Regions from separate parts of the Homo sapiens genome. Here region 2 is linked to region 1. The links are chromatin loops, found by intact Hi-C in ENCODE. Cell type or tissue: PC-9. All regions are shown on one strand. Each heading gives the region's core, and the rest is flanking DNA. Links, peaks and the distances in the headings are about the cores only.

Region 1 (5,405 bases), core at 2,906-5,405:
CGAGATCGTGCCACTGCACTCCAGCCTGGGCAACAGAGCAAGACTGTCTCAAAAAAAAAAAAAAAAAAAAAAAAGTTTGGAAACTAGATAGAAGTGATGGTCGCATAACATTGTGAATGTACTCAATGCCAATGAATTGTGCACTTAAAACGGTTAATTTTATGTTACGTGAATTTCACCTTGATTAAAAAATGGCAAAGAAGAATTAAAAAAATGGAAAGAAAAAATATATATGCATCAAAGTCCAACTTCATCGGTTGGACTAAGCTCATTTTACCAGTTACTGTTTGATCCTGGGGTTGCTGAGGCCTGCGAAGGGTGGAAGTAGCCTGCCTGGCCTGCTCCCTGCGCCCTCCCATGGCTTCTACCCTTGCCCCTGTCCCAGGCCTCAGGATCCGCTCCATGATAGCCCAGGCCCAGTCATTCTTCCCATTTCATAGATGGGGCAGAAGAGTGTATCTGGCCTGGGCTTGTGCTGTAGCAGCAGAGCAGGTCTGGGAGCCAGGCCCCCTCCGACCAGCTAACCCTAGCAAATGTGCCCTCAGCCCCTCCTGCTGTGCGTCTCTGGAAGCAGAGGTGGCTTCTATGCATGTATAAATGAACACAGACACAAGTCATCACACCTCTCCTCACCCAGCTCCACATTCCCTGTGACCAGACCAGAGTAGGCCCTTTGCTGCACCCGCAGCCTGCTCCTTCTGTCATTCAGGTCTCAGTTCAAGTGTCACCTCTTCCAGGACTGTCCTGTCTCACTGGCTACCCAGCATGCCCCTGCTTCCAGCTCCCTCATGGTCACACGGCCCTCATGCTCATCTGTGGCACCTGACGCCGGGCCTGGCGCCAGCAGGTGCTCAATAAATGTTTATTTAATGGCTCAGGTGCCATTGTCACCTAGCTTTGTCCCTCAGCCCATCCCCTCTGCTTCTCTTAAAAGCTTTATGAGGCTCTGGACCTTCTGCCCATTTTGCTGCCATGGAGCTGGGGCTGGCACCTAGCTCTGCCATGGTAGCTGTGGGATGTGGGCACGTCACTCACCTCTGAGCTACCCATCGAGAGCTTTCGTGCAAGTACATCGCCAGTGCTCAGCAAGTATGCTTGTCCTGCCCTCGCCCCCCTTTCCCAAGTTTCTCCCTGAAACCTTCACTGCATCCTGTGCCTTTTCTACCTGGTATCCTTCCATGCTCTGCAGATTCCAAATGGCCTCTGTGTCCTGTCTGTCTACACTGTTCACACTGTCCCAGTTCACTCCTGCTGCTTCTGAGCACAGCGTCCTCCGGCCGCTCTCCCTGCCTCCTCCCAGCGTGTCCTCCAGGCCTCATCGGCGGGTCCTTCGCCAAAGCCTTCCTCAAGGCTGCCTCCCCTCCTGCTCAAAACCTTACACACACTCCTGGGCCCCTACTGCTCTCTCCCGGGCCCCCTTTTGGCTTCCTCAAAATTGTCCCCTGAATCCTCCTTTCCACCCCAGCCATGGCCATTCCCTAATCATCCTCTTTGAATGGGATTCGAGCTCATGCATGTCGGTGATCAGCTCCTTATGAAAGGGTCTCTCAACTCCACTTCCCACCCTTATTGCATCTGAAAGTGCCACTCCCAGTTTCCAATTATCTTTTAGATGTTTCCACCTGACTATCCTCCACCACTTCAAACTGAACAGGCGAAATCTAAGGCCCCAAATGCAGACTCCAAGAGCTGGGAGGGAGGGAAGGAGAGGGATGGCCCTGCCCATGGCCTCAGTACCTGACACCCACCAAGCACTGTGCACAGGGTGGGGAGACGCAGCCTTGGTGTGCACGGGAGCGGGGGTGAGTGGCAAAGAGAGGGCAGTGCGCAGGCACTGGGGGTGCATGGGGTGGGGGATACGGAGTGGTGAGAGTGCCTGGGACAGAGAGTACACAAGGTAGGGGGTACACAGAGCAGGGGGCACACAGGTGGTGGGGGTGCACAGGGCAGGGAGTGCACAGGCACTGGGGGTGCATGGGCATGGAGGCACCTAGCAGTAGGGGGTGTTCATCTGCCAAAGTGGCATCCAGGTTCCAGCCCCAGCCACCCAGGAAAATGGGCTTGCTGGGCCCAGCCCAGATCTTTTGCTTTTTCAAGAGAAGCCTGACATTTGGATTTTTATGTGAATTCTCTCTCTTTCTCTCTTTTTTTTTTAGAATGTTCTATCTGCCGCGTGGGGGCTAAATGCCCTGCCTGCTGCCACCTTGCTACCTCTGGGTGGGCGCTTTGCTCACATCATCATCTTTCTCCTAAGATCCTCGGTCAGGCCCCTTTCAGGTGCAGGACACAGAAACCCAACTCACACGGGCGTTAAAGCGGGAAGTTTGTGGATCTAGGGCCAGGAAGGCTGTTAACAGCAGCTCACAGGACTGAGAAAAGCTGCAGGGACCAGAGCCTCAGGGCCTCGGGGCCACTGGGACAGCCTCCTCCCTCCGCTTGTCCCTGATCTCCCTGTGCGCTGGCCTCACCCGCCTCAGCCCCACGGCCGCTTTCCACACATGGGGGAAATAGTCCTGGGCCAGTGTCGGAACCTGCATCATTGCTGCCTCCAACCCGGGAGGCATCGGGGCCGCACCTCCGCCTCCAGGCGGGAGAAGCCCTGGCAAGGATCCTGACTGGCTCAACCCAGGCCATGTGGCCAGCCTGGCCCAATCATGTGCCCAGGATCTCCGGGACCATTCGCCAGCTGGGACAGGTGCTTTCTCCAGGGAGAGGCTGGGTTCTCATAACTGACAGTCCCACCAGGGCCCCATGGCGGGAGGTCGCCAAAGGAGGGTGGAGGTGCTGTGCCCTGAGAAAGTATTTCAGCAGTTAAAACAATGGGCGGCAGAGAAACTACCAACCCCCTCGAGATGGAGCCATCCGTCCAGAAAGCCCAGTTCTCAAAGGGTAAGAAACTTCTCAAGACCAAATAGGGTGGAGCTGAGAGGAGTCCAAGTCAGTATCCAGCCGTCCTTTCCCTTTTCCCACCGAGACTCACCGAGGCCACCTGCCCCTGTCCAGGGTCTCCCTGACTGTCCCATAGAGCCCCCCTGTGGAGGCTCTCATCGTGCCCAGACCTCCGAGCCTCTGCTTGCTGGGAGGGTCTCCCTCAGCCTCCCTGTGTCTCTCCCTGCTGATACCGACCTACCCCGTAGGGCTTCACAGAACCAAGTAAATCCACCTTTCCCGGACGGCTTTCAGTGCCCTAAAGGAAACCGGATGGCCCCAGCACCACCAGGACCTGTTGGACGTCTCTCCTGGGCCACGGCTGGCTTTAAGTCTGCCCTTCGCCCCCAGTGCCTGCCTGACCCGGAAACGCTGTTCCGCTCCCTTGGCTTCACGTGACCAGAGCCAGTTTCTGTTGCTTGTGACCCAGGCGCCCTGTCCACACTCTGCACATAGCCTGGCAGGGTGGAGCTCCCTGGGCGGAGCCTCTTGCTCTTTCAGCTTCTCCCCCAACCCAGCTCCCCATCTATTTTCTGTTTCTGACATCACTTCCCCAGGCTCCAGAGCTCTGAATCATGTTTGCCTCCTCCCCCTCCCTCGCCCCCCCACATGCAGCATCCAGATGCAACATCTCCCCCTTTGCAGCGTCTCCCACATCCATCTCTCTTACTCCATCCCTGCTGTCTGCCCGCCATCAGGGAGGGACGCCTCGTCATTTCTTGCCTGGATGACCACGGCAGCCTCCCGGCTGGTCTCCTTGCCTCCAGCCTCTCCCTGCTCCTATCCATCCTCCATGGGCTGCCAGATTAATCTTCCTTAAACACTGCTCACTGCCTGTCACTCCCCAGCTCAGAGATGTGGTCACAGCCCTGTCGCTTGCTGGCACCCCACAGGCACCGTCTGCTCCAGCGGGGCTGCACGCCTCCCGGCTGCCCTGTACACAGGCTGCCACTGGGATTGCCTGTCCACTCCTTCTCCTCCCCTCATTGTCTGGCCAAATCCCACCACATGCCAAGGTCCCAGCCTGAGTCCCTCTCCTGTTCTGGCCTCAGGGTTCCCAGAACTCTGGGGCAGAGGCAGGGGGTGCCCAGGGACCAGCTCTGAAGTCACAGGTTGGCCTGAGGCCAGCAGGTGGGCTGTCCTTGTTGGGCCTGTCTGGGCTCTCAAATGTGGCTGTGGCCTCTGCCACCTCTCTGCTCTGCATGTCCTGGAGACACACCCGGGCTCTCAGGTGTCAGGAGTCCTACTCAGCCAAGTCACTCTGGTGACTCACCCTTCACCACGCCAACCTTCCTTCTCAGGCCCCCTCATGAATGCTCATTATCCAAGAATGAACACCTTCCCAAGATTCCAGGCCTGCAGGCCCTGCCCTTGACGCCCACTGCTGCTAGTTTCATCAATCGAAGATCCTGCTCAGATTCCAGGCCTGCAGGCCCTGCCCTTGATACCTGCTGCTGCCAGTTTTATCAACCGCAGATCCTGCTCCGCACACCCCTCCACACAAATACTTCCAGGGCGTGTCACAGAGGGGGGCCAAAAGTGAGCATCCCCCGCCCCGCGGGCCACACAGCTCGCACCTGCAGAGCATTTACTGTGAGCCGGCATCAGGCTGCATGCACCACACAGAATGACTCGTTTAATCCTTGCAGCCCTATGAGGTAGGAACCTTTCATTGTCTGCATTTTCCAGGTGAGCAAACTGAGGCACAGAGAGCTTAAATAACCTGCCCAAGTTCACCCAGTTCAGGATTCTAATCCACATCAGAGCCCTGGCTCTTAAGCACAGTCCTCCCAGGTCCTAGCTGACTCTCTACCTTTCGACCTACCAGAGTCTAAAGTCCAGGAGGGAAGCTGTCCCTTCCAGCCTGGGAAGTCAATTAGTCCTGCAGGGGAAGGCCTAACCAGAGTCTGGTGTCCAGGAGGTAAGCTGCCCCTCTCAGCCTGGGAAGTCAATAGGTCCTGCAGGGGAAGGCCTGAGATGCCTTTGTCCACTCCCTGCCTGCGGTCACTTCAGAGGGGGCTGGGAGTGACCTTGGTCAGGAGCAGTGGTGTATGCGGCCAGCTCGTCCTGGCTCAGGACAGCCAATCACTACAATTTCTAGAATTTTTAAGCCAGTTGACATCACATTGGTAGCTTGATATAGGCTGTGGTGGGAGTATTTACACCATGGAAATTGGCAAATTAGTTCCCCAGCCTGCCTGAAGAGCCAACTGTTAACCATTCGACAGGACACCACACTGTTGTGGGAGGAGGCAGAATGCTGACCACTCTCAAGGCGTCCTGGCATTTGGGTGGTGGACTTCAGGAATTCACACCAAAGACGGGCCTCCAGTGGAGCCAGGGGTCTGAAAGGAAAGAGGTCTTGAGACCAAGTGGGTCTCAAAAATGGACCTCTGGTTGTGTGATCCTAAAGGAACTGGAGAAGGAAGGTCCCTAGAAAAGTGCCAGGGCAACTACAAGATATCCAGGTAGGCAGG
Region 2 (2,500 bases), core at 1-2,500, 130 kb after region 1:
TACCCATTGCACAGAAAGGAACCAATGGCTCCCCTTCCACCACCTGGGAGCACGAGCCAGCTGGTGACCACAGAGTGGATATCATCTGTGTCTCTCCAGCCCCACATCCGTTCGTCCTTCTCGGTGCTAACAGCACCCAGTTTCTCTCTGGGAGTCCCCACCGTCCCCGCTTTCAATCCATGAGCTTCAGATGTAGCAGACCTCGCCCCAGGGTCCAAGGCTGCCATGTGGCTCAGGCCAGGCCAGAGAACTTAAATTTCTCCAACTACCATGATCGACCAGGGATGGACATGTGACCCAGTAAGACCCAGTGAGACTGGAGGGGACGTTCTTTGTTCCTGGATTTGACCCTGGGAAGGTATAACCCTTTTACTACCACATGGAGCCTCAGGACGAAGCTAATGTGGAAACGAGCAGAGCCAAGAGACAGACAGGAGCCCTCCTGGTTCTAGACGGCTCCAAGCTGAAGCTCTCATCAGCCCTGGACATGTATATACCAGCAGATTTCTTCCCCATCATCACCCAGAGCAATTTGCCTACGTACATTCTAGTCTCTCTGACTGGAACGTCATTCCTTCTCCAGCTGCCAAAATCCCCTCCAGCATCTTCAGGCAAATGTAAACTGCCCCCCGCCCCCCGCACCAAGAAGGAGCTGGCTCTCTCCCCTGCCCCAGTTGAGCACAGATCACATAAATGGGAACCATTTTCACGTGGGCTCCGCCTCCCCACAGGAGTCTCTTCAGCCCAGGACCTGCGTCTCCTGTAACTCTGTATCCAGCACCCAGCATCCAGTAGGCGCTCACTAAATACCGGTTGAATAAATAAATGAATGACTGCAGAGAAGCAAGCTAATCGTTCATCAAGTTTATGGATGACATGAAATTGGGAGCAGTTGCTAGCCAGAGGTTAGAATCATAAAGCAGATTGGCTTTCGCAAATGAGACTACAGCAAGACGGAATCGGAATTGGATGACGTTCATTAAGTAACTAGTTTGAGGAAGTCGTCGCCGGGAGTGTGTGGGAGCTGGGGATATAATGGTTTCTGTGCACGTTCCAAGAAAAGCTGTGGGTGGCAGGCTGGACAGGTGGCGAAAGAAGTTGGCTGTCAAGAGCTGGGGTTAAAATGGGGTCGAGGTCAGTTCATGGGCTTGTGACAGGCAAAACCCCAACAAGTTCTTCTGCCACCAGAAGCCACCCCTAGCTCTGTATTTTGGATGCAGGGGAAGCAAGGGAAAAGCTTTTAAAGTACAGAGGACAAATTGGATTTCTGAAGTCGGGTTAAAGAAACTGGGGTTGCTGCATCTGGAAGCAAAAACAGGAAAAACCACTTCCCTGAATGGGCTTTAATGAGGGGTGCCACTCCCCAGAGTGGGGAAGGCACTCCCGCTCGCACCTGGAAGAGCCCTGTGTCCCAGAAGAAGGGTGACAGTCAGGGAAGTGGTGGCAGCCCGCCCTGCCCCCACTGCAGCCTCCAGAGCTGCCGCCACCCCTGCTGTTTACACTTTTATCGTTTGCAATGAAAGACGATGATGTGTGTGCGCTGTATTGATTGTGCCTCTTAGATTTTTATGTCATTGTGGAAAGCAGCAATTATGGTCGCCTGCTCTGGAGGGAGCAAACAGCCCTAGGGGAGGATGAGGCAGGGCCAAGAAGATGGAAAAGGCAGCCCGAGGGGTCCCCTGCTCAGGAGCTGGGGGTGTGAGGTAGGCAGGACAAGAGAGGGACTAGCTGAGCCTGAGAAGGGCCGGCTGGATACGCCCTACCCCAGGCTGCAGACATTTATTAAGCACCTGGGGCGTGCCTAATACTCAAATCTTTGTCCCATATCCTTCTGAAAGCCCCCAGTGGCTTCCCTTTTGCATTTAGAATAATGCAAAACATGTCACTGTGCTTACCAAGACATGTCACCTGGCCCTGCCCAACTTGCTGGTCTCACCTCCACCCTCACTCATTGCCCTCCGGCCCCCTGGCCTTCCTCCCCACAATCCCTGTCCTCTTCACACTCAGGTCTCAGCTCCAGCGCCACCTCCTCACAGCCCAGTCACAGAGACTCCGTGCCATGTGCACACCAGTCTCTATCACATCACCTCCCTTTTTTTCTTCCTAAGACTTTTAGGAAGCCTTGTCCACTCTCAGATGGCTTCCTGTTTGTGGGCTCATTGTCTCTCTCACGCAATGAGATGTAAATGCAAACAGAATGAGGGCCAGGCGCGGTGGCTCACCGCCTGTAATCCCCCCACTTTGCGAGGCTGAGGCAGGCAGATCACTTGAGCTCAGGAGTTCGAGACCAGCCTAGCCAACATGGTGAAACCCTGTCACTACCAAAACAAAACAAAACAAAACAACAACTTTAGCCAGGCATGGTGGTGCATGCCTGTAGTCCCACCTACTTGGGAGGCTGAGGTGGGAGGATTGCTTGAACCCAGGAGGCAGAGATTGCAGTGAGCCGAGATTGCAGCACTGCACTCCAGCCTGGGTGACAGAGTGAGACTCTGTCTCA

The links. Hi-C counts contacts between places; a loop is a spot of excess contacts. Peaks named below come from ENCODE experiments on the same cell type or tissue, not always from the same donor. Only the 100,000 strongest peaks of a DNase experiment are listed, where the experiment ranks them.
Region 2: it touches region 1 in a loop (7-fold over the local background); 1 of 110 quality-filtered maps calls a loop at or near these places.

Annotation. Positions count from the first base shown.
Region 1 is chr5:176,821,306-176,826,710 of GRCh38, reverse strand. The region is part of intron 1 of UNC5A (unc-5 netrin receptor A); the gene reads right to left. Among named protein-coding and RNA genes, the nearest start is that of UNC5A, 13 kb to the right of the region's middle. In PC-9, for the core only: no CTCF peak of the experiment used is centred there; DNase peaks (open chromatin) are centred at 3,360 and 4,230; H3K4me3 peaks cover 1,152 bases; H3K27ac peaks cover 2,500 bases.
Region 2 is chr5:176,692,022-176,694,521 of GRCh38, reverse strand. No RefSeq gene overlaps it. Among named protein-coding and RNA genes, the nearest start is that of TSPAN17, 46 kb to the right of the region's middle. RefSeq lists an enhancer at 1,238-1,782. In PC-9, for the core only: no CTCF peak of the experiment used is centred there; DNase peaks (open chromatin) are centred at 1,341 and 1,961; H3K4me3 peaks cover 1,051 bases; H3K27ac peaks cover 1,888 bases.